Regions from separate parts of the Homo sapiens genome. Here region 2 is linked to region 1. A link is a contact called in ENCODE Hi-C data. All regions are on one chromosome and are shown on one strand. Each heading gives the region's core, a stretch centred on a gene start or an enhancer-like site at or near the end of the contact. The rest is flanking DNA. Distances are from core to core; before and after follow the strand shown.

Evidence for each region. A loop is a pair of places that touch in the nucleus more often than their neighbours do. Pooled maps may share reads with other maps.
Region 2: a loop to region 1 is called in a map of sigmoid colon, with 2.4 times the contacts of the local background. The contact joins the promoter of OR51F2 here to the promoter of MMP26 in region 1. A Hi-C loop is called at or near these places in 2 of 168 maps with a recorded cell type or tissue (prostate gland and sigmoid colon) and 1 of 50 pooled maps.

Annotation. Positions count from the first base shown.
Region 1 is chr11:4,701,018-4,706,957 of GRCh38, forward strand. MMP26 (matrix metallopeptidase 26) reads left to right here and starts at 3,767. Exons shown (of 8, transcript NM_021801.5): 1 at 3,767-4,028.
Region 2 is chr11:4,819,056-4,824,995 of GRCh38, forward strand. It overlaps OR51F2 (olfactory receptor family 51 subfamily F member 2), which reads left to right and starts at 2,266. Exons shown (of 1, transcript NM_001004753.2): 1 at 2,266-3,401. The coding sequence starts at 2,367. The coding sequence ends at 3,359. All of the region lies in intron 2 of MMP26 (matrix metallopeptidase 26), which reads left to right.

The DNA.
Region 1 (5,940 bases), core at 2,517-5,016:
GCACAAGGAGCAAACAGTTTAAGATATAAAAGAAACAGGGTTTGATACAGGAGCAAGAGGCCAGAGGCAAAACAGGTAATCCAGGGTTAATGCATTGAAATTGTAGAAATAAACTTAAAAGAGAACAAACAATAACAACAGCAACGAAAACGGGTTGCTGTGTGTTACTGTTTGAATATGTCTCCCATGTTGGAAATTTAATTCCCAAAGTCATATCTTGATTAGATATGAAGACTTTGGGAGATAAGTTGGATCAGATAAGGTCATCATGATGGGACTGGTGGATTTATAAGAAGAAAAAGAGATCTGGGCTGACACAAATGCCCTTGCCCTTTTGCCATGTGATGCCCTCCACCATGTAATGGCAGCACAAAACCTCTCTCCAGAGGCTGGCACCATGCTTTTGAATTTCCTAGCCTCCAGAACTGTGAGCTAAATATACTTCTTTCCTTCACAAATTACCTAGTATTTGGTATTCTGTTATAGCAAGAGGAAATAGATTAAGACACTAAGTCAAAAACCATTTTGTTTATACTACTGTTCAGAAAAATTATTAGAACTCCATATGGCCTACTAGCCCTCCATGGTCTGATGAAAGCCTCACTCACCTCTTTTCCTGGATCCAGCCATGTTGGATTTAGCAGTTTTCCTACCCCGTTGATATGGCTAACACTGACCATTCAATTTTGGTGTATATAGAAATGTCACTCCTCCTTACCTCTCCCTGTGAACTTCTAGCTATTCCTAATATTCCTATTTATTCCATTCTTCTCTGCTCCCACTATATCTTGTTGCACATGCTTTCATTAAAGTTCTTAATTGATTTATTAAGAGAAATATTGTATAGATACTCTACATATATCTGGTATTGAACAAGATCCTGAGGGTATAACAGTGAACACGATAGATATCAACCCAAATATTACACAGTTCGAAGTCTAATGGGGGATACAAATAAGTAAATGGGAAATTAAAATACTGTATTATAATTACTCTACAAGTGGTATTCACAGAGATCTTTGCTATTGAAGGACCAATAATGTTAGCATCGCCTGGAAACTTGTTGGAAATGAAAAGAAAATTAGATCTTCTGAATTAGAACCTGCGCTTTTGCAAGATACCTAGCGCATTAATGTGCCATTCATATTTGTGAAGTGCTGGTATAGATCACCTAGGTGCTGGGACAAGTTAGCCTGTGTGATCAAGGGAGGCTAACCAAATGTAATTGATAATATGAGATCCGAGTGAGTGAAAAGGGTTTTGACAGGGGAGCTAGTAATGAGGGCAGGAGAGTAGAGTAGGGTGAGGAGATGACAGAAGGTTAAGGAAATGTTCCAGGCATGGTCAGCTGCTGTGGTGTTTCATCTGCTTGGCGGACTGAGGACCAAATTAGGGCACTGCAAAGTAGGGAAACTAAAAAGAAAAATTAAAAAAGGATAAAAAACCCCCACATAATTAAGCTTCCATTAATTTATCCACAATCTGCAATCAGAAAATGTAGGATAAAAAGTTATTTTAATTTTAATATAAATAAAAAATAAAACTGTTTTGAATTATATTTGAAACAGAGTTTAGGAATCAGTAAACATCATAATACTGCCTCAGAGAATAGAATGAGAGAAGGCTCAGACCTGAGCCAAACCATGCCATGTTTAGGAAACTGAAAATGAGCTCTGTATGACTGAAGGGGAGAGAGTAGAAATAAATGTTTCTCCACCTAAAGCAGTCGCAAGGCCAGATTTCTGAGGACCTGGGAAGCCAAAGAATTGAAAGCAGGATAATGTCCTGACCAGATTTGTGTTATAATGGTTGTCTATCTATCTGTCTGATATATGAGTTCCTTGAGAGTAGATACTACACCTTCTCATCTCAACATTGGAACATAGTATCTGACACATACTAGGCACTAAATGATAATTTAATAAAATTGCTATATTAATGAGAACAATAGTAATCATGATAAATAATAAAAATAAATTATTACAATGATTAATAACACATTTTGAGTGAGTGCAAATGTGCTAAGACCTTTTTATGGATCAATACTGGGTTATCTTATTTTACAACATAGACTTATAAAGCAGTATAACGATTTTCTCCACATTAAAAGCAAAAAACAGAGGTGATGTAGTCTAAGGTCACACGATTGGTGACAGAGCTGAGCTTTGGACCAAGGTTGTCTGGTTGTCTGGTTGGACCAAGGTTGTCTGGTTCCAAATACTTTCAGTTGAACCAATGCTATGTTGACTCTTAATGGACAGGTAGATGTAGGCAAGTGTGTAACATACTTAAGTCCTGGGACAGTACAATTAGAATAGACAACCAGTCAAAATGAGCATTGATCATTATGCCCTTCTTGTATCCACTGATTGTTAAGCCTTGGCTGGTGAATGGTTTAAATGTCTGGAGTGTGCACTAAAAAAGAGTCCGAAGCTCTTCTGTGTTCCATTTTCTGCAGCTGTGTGTAGAAGATCAGCCTGCACTTGTGTCTGTGAGCATGAACCAGTGCCCCTCAGACTGGAATTCCTAGCATGGATAGTAAGATTTTCACATTTATTTCCCTGTAACAGCCTGGACGTCTGTTTTTGCTTCTGTATCTTGAAAGCTTCTATTTAAATTGTGCATTTTTTCCCACGGAGTCTCATACATTATGTGGCACATTTATCTGGGACTGTTAAGATTTCCCCCCTAACCCATTGAGGTATTTATGGGGGAAGATTATGCTTCTATTAGTCCAGAAAATACCTAAAAAGAGAGCATATTTTCTCAGGTTCTTTATGAACTTCTGGGAAAAAATGCATCTTTCCAGATTTTCCTAGGGATCTAGAATCTTGTGACATGAGAAGAAGAAAAAAATTAAACAGGATAATTAAATTTTCTGCTCTGTAGCAACTCTAACGGGAATAGTTAACTCGTCCCCTTCTTCCATACAGCAGGACTTTGTAAGGTAATGGCCTCTTGATACAGCCTCTTATGCCAAGAAACATGTTTAAATAGTTGTCCTTGAAATTTACCAAGCTTCCAAGCTCACCATTAATTGTGAAACGCTGTATTAATGACAAAGCTGAAAGCCATTTATGAGTGTCCACAGCTTAAATAGAAGCTGTCTGTCAAACATGGTTAATTCTCCACCACAGTGGTAAACATGCTGGTAGCAGTTTTAGGACAGAGCAGACTAGTATCTCTGTAAGCTAGCAAGGGACACACAAGGGACTCATAAAGTTTTGTAGTCTTCCTTTAGTCACTTCCTCTTAAGTTGTCATTTTCTGTGACTATGCACAGGTTAGCAACAGCTCCCAGGAAATTCAGGGGAGGGCCTGGGCCCTCAATCAGAAAACCACTGCACTACCTTCAGTGAATGTAGTAACTCAGCAACCCCTTTCCTATTTGGGTTCCGTGTCTCGTGATTGCTGTGAAACCGGCAAATGGCAGCTGAGCAAACTCAGCTGTTAATGATCCGTTAACAACAACACTTCTTCCTTACTCTGGCTCTATGCAAAGTTGTCCTACAGCTGTTTAGGGCTCAAATTGCTCTTGAATGAGAATTGAAATTGCAGTTCATCTATAGAATTATCTTTTGGGGAAGAAAGAGTGAAGATAGACTGAAAATATGTTGCCTTTTACAATTTGTTATTTGGAGCACAAAGGGTTAACAGGACACAGCTGTAGGGAGTTCTCCCCTAGGAATTTGCTTTTCTGCTGGGTAAATGACTCTCACCAGGTGACTTCTAGGCTCCTTATAAAGGCTGTTTTTCTCAAATCTGGTAGTTCTCCTATTCCTGAATTTTTTCCCTATGTTTTCTCCTGGCAGAAGAGGACCTCTTTGTCCAGGGGCAGGGCTGATCAGGGGCTGATTCCGCAGCTATAGTAGTACAGAACCTTTCTGCAAGTAAGTTAGTGAGGTTGAGATAACTCTCTCTCACTTGCTTTGCATTAATAGATTCTCTGCTGTGTGGGATGATCCTTCAAATAGCAGGGGGCAGGATCAAATAACCTCACCTTCCAGACCCAAGAATTCTGTGCACAAGGTCAGTGTTGTAGTGCATTGAAGACAGTTATAAATAAATTAGGTACTGTATAACCTTCAGATAGTATATGAAACAAACGCGGAAGTATTCAGAGTAAATGTGAGCATGAACTCAGTAGTGTATTTTCATACGTTATGTCAACTCAAAAATATCGTTGTAGCGTTCAAAATAGTTATTCCAAATATAGACTACAGTCATCAGCATGTGTTTGTTCATGCCACAGTAAAAAAAGAAAAAAAAATTTAAATAAGGAGTTTGCGAGAGCATGGCGTTTGGAGTAAGAACAGAGCTCAATTCCTGAATCTGCCATTGGCTTGTTGGGTGAATTTGAGAACGTCGTATGTTTCCTCTGAGACTCGATTATCTAATCTTACCCTGCTTTCTCACCCATAAAGGGGAGTTATTAATACCCAATAATGGTGTTGTGATAGTAATGAATGTGAAGCTTTGTTGTGAGGGCTGTCTATTTAGATGTTCCTGGTAGTCTGGTAATAGGGATGTTTAAGTTATAGGCTCTGTCATGGAAGAATTCTCAGTGGGGGAGAAAGAGACACTTAAAGAGAACTGTTTAAGAAGAGTTTAATATTTGCTCATTAGTTTTAGCGCAGGACAACTCAAGACTGGTTTAAGAATCACAGAATTTTTTTTAAAAAGCTATTATTGGCCGGGAGCAGTGGCTCACGCCTGTAATCCCAGCACTTTGGGAGGCTGAAGTGGGCAGATCACGAGGTCAGGAGATCGAGACCATCCTGGCCAACATGGTGAAACCCCATCTCTACTAAAATACAAAAAATTAGCTGGGTGTGGTGGCATGTACCTGTAGTCCTAGCTACTCGGGAGGCTGAGGCAAGGGAATTGCTTGAACCTGGGAGGAGTAGGTGATTGTGCCATTGCACTCCAGCTCCAGGAGCAGGGATGGTGGGGGCGGGTGGTGGTGGTGGTGGTGGGGGGAGCTGTTCTTGGACCCATGTTTGCTAATAGAGTTCCCTCTGTTACAAGAATCCTATTACGTTTCCCTTTGATTGCAGGAGTTGAAGAAAGATTCTATGAGCTATGTACAGTGGAAAGGGGGACTCAGATTCAGTGAAGTAAATTGTTTGGCACGTAGAAGGCATTAAATACATTACCACTAATTTTATTAGAGAGAAATATAGCCAAGTACTTAATCTGTTGGGTTTTTCTTTTATGTTTTATTTTTATTTTTGCTGTTTACAATATAGCTATTCTATTTATTTTTATTGTGATAAAATCACACTTGTAATCCCAGCACTTTGGAGGCCAAGGCAGGTGTATTCCTTGAGTTCAATAGTTCAAGACCAGCCTGGGCAACATGGTGAAACCCCATCTCTACAAAAAATAAAAAAAAATTATCCAGGCATGATGGTGTGTGCCTGTAGTCTCAGCTACTTTACAGGTTCTTTACTTGGCGAGCTGAGGCAGGAGGATCACTGGAGCCTGGAAGTTTGAGGCTACAGTGAGCAGTGATTGCGCCACTGCACTCCAGCCTGGGCAACAGAGCAAGACCCTATCTCAAAAAAAAAAAAAAAAAAAAAAGACAGAAAGAAAGAAAGAAAGAAAAGAACACTTAACATGAGATTTACTCTAACTTTTAATAGCACAATACAGTATTGTTAACTATAAGTAAAATGTTGTATATCAGATCTCTGGAACTAATTCTTCTTTAGTAACTGAAACTTTATACCTGTTTAACAGCATCTCCCCCATTTTTCCCTCTCCCTAGTCTGTTGCAATCACCATTCTAGTTTCTGTTTCTATGAGTTTGGCTAAGAGATACTTCACATATAAGTGGAATCATGAAGTATTTCATTTCAGGTTCATCCATGTTGTAGCATGTGTCAGAATATTACTGCTTTTAAGGTTGAATAGTATTCTATTACATGTATGTCTTGTG
Region 2 (5,940 bases), core at 1,016-3,515, 120 kb after region 1:
GGTCATTTTTATGAAAGTTATAGCCTTTATACAGAAAATGGTATAGGAGGAAAAACAGTTATAAGAGAAAATAATCAATTTGGTTTTGAACATAGGAGGTTTTCTTATTTACCCATGAAAAATCTAGATGGAAATGTCCAGAATAAAGTTTTATCTTCAGACATGGAACCTAAACACCAAAACTGGTTTTCAGAAATTCACTTGAAATTTATTATTGTATAGGTGAAATATGAGGCTGTGAAAATGGGGGAGATAATTTTACAAGTGACTTGAGAATAGGCAAAGGAGAGATCTCTGAAGAATGCCAAATATAAGGTTGGAAAACATAAGGTACCCGGGAGAGGGGGGAAAGAAACAAGAAAACTGAAACAGTCAGAGAAAGAGCTGATTAATGGGAGAATATTAAGAGAGACTGGTATCATAAAATAATGAGGGAGAGAAAATTTCCAGAATCATCAACAAAATATGTATTGTTGAAAGAATGAGATGGTCACTGAAATGAGTCGACTGATTTTTTTTTTTTTTTTTTTTTTTTTTTTTTGAGACAGTGTTTCTCTCTGTCACTCAGGCTGGAGTACAGTGACACATTCATGACTCACTGCAATCTTGACTTCTGAGCTCAAGAAATTCTCCTACTTCAGCTTACCCAGTAGTTGGGACCTACAGACATGTACCACCATGCCTGGCTAATTTGTAAACGTTTTTGTAGAGATGGGGTTTCCCTATGTTACCCATGCTGGTCTTGAACTCCTGGGCTCAAGTGATCCTCCCGCCTCGACCTCCCAAAGTGTTGGGATAACAGGCATGAACCCTGTGCCTGGCCTCAACTGAATTTGATGGTTCCATTTTGGTGTTATTTTCCATAGTGGATATAGCCTGGATACCTGATTTTCTTGGCCCTTTGCATACAGGAACTATCGATATTAAGACTACTTTCCAGAGAAGCCTAAAGAGCTTCATATCTCCACAGTTCACATGGAATTAACATTTGACACATCAAACTCCCCTCCAAAGATACCACACGGACCATAGTATGTCTCTTTAAAATCATACACCTGGAGCCTTTGTCAGACTGGTTTAGAAATTCCTTTTATGCATTCCTCAGCTTTACTGAGTGAAGGCATTGAGGTTAGATATGCAGGTTTCATCCTCATTTCTTCTACTGCCTAACTGCATAATTTGGGGCAAATTACTTAATGTAAATATCAGTTTCTTCATATGTATATTAGGGATAAGAAATTTATTTTCTTTGTTGAATAATAATGATTGGATCATATTATGGATATGAAGATAATTGTGTCTGGCATATGGCACATGTTCAAGAAATGCTGGCTATTGTGTTTTTTTTATTTTGATACTAGTCTGTGGTATTATTTATCATAGTGTAGTGCTTAATTTATTGTAGTAAAATTATGGTAAGGTTTGCTTTTTTCCTCCATTCCTTCCCTTTCTTCCTTCCCTTCTTTCTCACTCCCTCCCTTCTTCCTCTTATTCCTCCTCCTCCTCTTGCACTTTCCTCCTCTTCCCCTTTGTGCTCTTACCTGCCTCCACCTTCACTAGTCTTTCTCTTTCTCCTCCTTCTTCTCCTCCTCCTCTGTCATCGTTGTCTCTCTCCTTTCTCCAACTTTCTTACTTTTGTGGTTTCTCTCAACATTTAGGCAGTGCTTTATAAAGATAACATTGGGTGATTAATTGCTGAGTCTTAGCTTGCTCATCTGCAAAATTCGTGTACGATCTATCTCCAAGAGTTGGTGTATGGATGAAATTATATAATGCATATAAAATGTCAACAACACAGGGAACTCCCAACAAATGCGATCAATATTTATTTTTCTTAGGGTGTTTTTTTGGGCCACCCTATTACCACATATATGGGCCTGTGTGTCCCAGGGATTTTTTGGCATTCTTCTGGATATTTTCCAAGGAAATATAATAATATTCACATTTCAGATATGACTTAGTTTGCTCAGTGTTTTATTCCAGAATCAAAATTTATTTTCAACAAGTACTGGAAAGCAGGTTTCTCATAATATTGTTTAGGAATTTTACTGGGGATTTATATTGGCAGACGTGACTTAATTGTAATGTTTATTGCTAGTAATGAGAATTATAGGCTTAATATACTTAAGAAAATTTGATGTGGCACAGTTCAGGGAATTCACTTTTCTCAATAAATGTGAAACACTGACAGACTTGGAGAGAAATGTGTAGCTCTGGGAAGCTAAAAAGAAAATTCAAGTTCTTTGAAAATTAGAAATAATAACTCAGTGAATCTTGAAGTGCCAGAGAGATGTTACAAGTGATAAACTATGTATTATGTGTTATGTTAAATGACTGAAACATCCCTGTCTTCTCAGTGCTTCCCTATGTCGGTCCTCAATAATACCATTGCTGAGCCTCTGATCTTCCTCCTGATGGGCATTCCAGGCCTGAAAGCCACCCAGTACTGGATCTCCATCCCTTTTTGTCTCCTATATGTTGTTGCCGTCTCTGGAAATAGCATGATCCTGTTTGTGGTCCTCTGTGAACGGAGCCTCCATAAGCCTATGTACTATTTCCTCTCTATGCTTTCAGCCACAGACCTGAGCTTGTCCCTGTGTACACTTTCTACTACCCTTGGTGTCTTCTGGTTTGAAGCCCGAGAAATCAACCTAAATGCCTGCATTGCCCAGATGTTCTTTCTACACGGATTTACTTTCATGGAGTCTGGGGTTCTACTGGCCATGGCCTTTGATCGTTTTGTGGCCATCTGTTACCCACTGAGATACACTACCATCCTTACCAATGCCCGAATTGCCAAGATTGGGATGAGCATGTTGATAAGAAATGTTGCCGTCATGTTGCCAGTCATGCTCTTTGTCAAGAGGTTGTCCTTCTGCAGTTCTATGGTCCTTTCACATTCTTACTGCTACCATGTTGATCTCATCCAACTCTCCTGCACAGACAATAGGATCAACAGCATCCTTGGTCTGTTTGCGCTTTTGTCCACTACAGGGTTTGACTGCCCTTGCATCCTGCTCTCCTATATCCTGATCATTCGATCTGTCCTCAGCATTGCTTCCTCAGAAGAGAGGCGGAAAGCCTTCAACACCTGCACATCCCACATCAGTGCTGTTTCCATCTTCTACCTCCCTCTCATCAGTTTGTCTCTTGTCCATCGCTATGGCCATTCAGCACCTCCATTTGTCCACATCATCATGGCCAATGTCTTTCTGCTAATCCCTCCTGTGCTCAACCCTATTATTTACAGTGTAAAGATTAAGCAGATTCAAAAGGCCATTATCAAGGTCTTAATTCAGAAGCACTCCAAATCTAATCATCAGCTATTTCTGATTAGAGATAAAGCCATTTATGAATAAGTGCTTTGCTACAATGGAGTAATTGTCCCAAAGTGCCCACACATGCCTCCAACAGTCCAAACTAAGCAATTTATAGGTTATGTGACATTTATTTAGTCAATTTCTTTGTCAATAAATTCATGTCATTGCCAACTAAATTATGATTTTGTTTTCAATATGAAGTGAAGAAACATATATAAACAACTAATTATATTTGTAAGCAGTATGAAAGCTACATAAAGTATTAATTCAGGCTCTGTATACAATTATAAAAGTTCACATTTAATGTGAGAAACTTTCTAAATAAGTCAGTTGTTATTTTCTGAATGACACACAGAAAACACTTTAATTAGTTTCTTTTCTTGAAATTCTTGATTATATATGCGATTCCAAAATAGAGATTCTATAGGGTGGATCCTAAAATACACATCAATGTAATTCCACATTGGGTCTTATCTAGATGGAATTATTTTGCCCTTTATTATGTGCAGGGGCTACCTAATGTAAATACAAGATACCATATTATGTGCTCAGCATCAGTTACTGCTGCTGTTAGCTGAAGAGTTAAAAGTTGGTAATTACATTGTTAACATTCTAGGAGTAAGGATAACACTATTTTTCATTTTTTTTTAAACCAAGATTTATCTTGGTGTAAGAGAATCTGTACTTTTGGCTCATATTTATCTCTATCCCTGATTTTATGGTTTCATTTATGGGCTCACTGGACTAGCAATGGCAGAGCAAAGGCTGGCTGATATCAACGTATAGATACTTTATAGCTGGTTGTTGAGTCCCTCCTCTGAAGTGAATACTCTGTAGTGAATATTAACATAAGACACAGAGCTTTTCATCCTTTGTGTGTGCTTCAATAGCACATCACATGCAGACTTTCTTACATCTCTTCTAACAAAGTTGCTAGTTCCATCTGTTGACAAATTATCCAAGCCTTTTAGCAAAGTCCTAGTCCATGTATATCCACAGACTTCAGACAACTTCTCCCCCAAACAACATTAACAACCAAGAGTACTACTCACAACTCTGCCCTTTGGAAATGTTTTCCTTCACCACTCTCCTTTATGCCATCAAAGGTAGGGCTATTGTGCCACTGCACACAATTTTTGGTTAGCATCAACTTGTCTACCAGTCTATTCATGAACTAAGCCTGAGTATTTTCCTCCTTTTCCAGAAACTTAACGAAATCCCCCATGAGGCCATGGATGTGAATTAATGCCGAGACATCCATACAACAGTGACAAGTGTCATAGGATTCTGGGCCAACTATTCACATAAATTATTTGTGCTTTTTGACCTTGTCCATCATTATCCCTACAATAATTGCTCAAATGTCTCAGATAGCATAACAACGTAAGAGTTTTTCCTGTTGCTAAGTATATTATCCTCAATTATGTGATTAAGCATCTGAAGAATAACCACAAGTAAAGCCGAAAAATTATTGGGCTGACTATGAGATAAACGTTGTTCATAACTCCATTAATCACTCTCAATAATCTTATAAGTTAACCAAAAGAGAGCATGATGATATGTTTGAGTGAACAAACTCTTTAAGAACTCTTAGATATAACCTTAGATAACCTATATATAAGAGTCCTTAAAGAGTTGGGTATTCTTTGTTTAATGAACAGTTACATTTGTAAATGACCTTAGACTGTTTGGGGGGAAATCTGGATAATTTTTATTACATACTGGTAGTAGCATTGTGGGACACTTTGTGGGGGAGACCAAGACTCATATTCAATTAATGGGTACTGTATACATGAAGTGACTTAAATATTTAAACAGGTTAAGGGATCATGACTTCCCATCATATGGCTGATGTCAGCCTGGTGCTGAGAAGTTCTCTATTGCAAATGTATGCTGGGTACATCCTAGAAGACTGTTCATTTAGCTCGTCTCCAGGAAGACTATCATATATTGCAACATATCAGTGTGGGTCCCATCACTCTGACAGCCATTCTAGCCTTTCTATCCTCTATAAAAATTATACACACTTATACGATTTTTAAGTACTGCCATGTGGTCTCAGAATTCCTTCATTCTCATTGTTAATAGGAAGCCCATTTCCACAGAAGCATCTTTCATTGTTATGTGTAGCCTACAGAGTACGGCAACTGCTGACCTTTGAAATGAACCAGACTTCCTCTTACAAATGCATTCTTTGTTGCCTCTGTGAAGACATTTCTCTTCCCTCATGGAGAAAATAATCATGTGGTAAATTCTCTTGTCCTATAGGATAAATCAATTCTAACATGTCAACTTCCCTGATATTTCTATAGTCCACATTTTACCAAGAATATTTGGCATCTCCACCTAATTTTCTGTGGTCATTATCATATCCAATCTTGAAACAACCGTCTCAGTAGTGCATTAGCACAGTTTCTGGGTATCCTTGATATAATATTGCACCTCTAATCATGGATCAATGCCTTCATGTCAATAAACTTTTCTCTGTTAATTAATATTCATACTACCACATACTTCCACTGCTGCCTGGATCTAACACCTTCAAGATCCACTCTACTCATTTGATTCCGGTTAGTCCAATTAAGTAGGTTCTGCAATGCCTTCAGTAAATAAGCTGTTT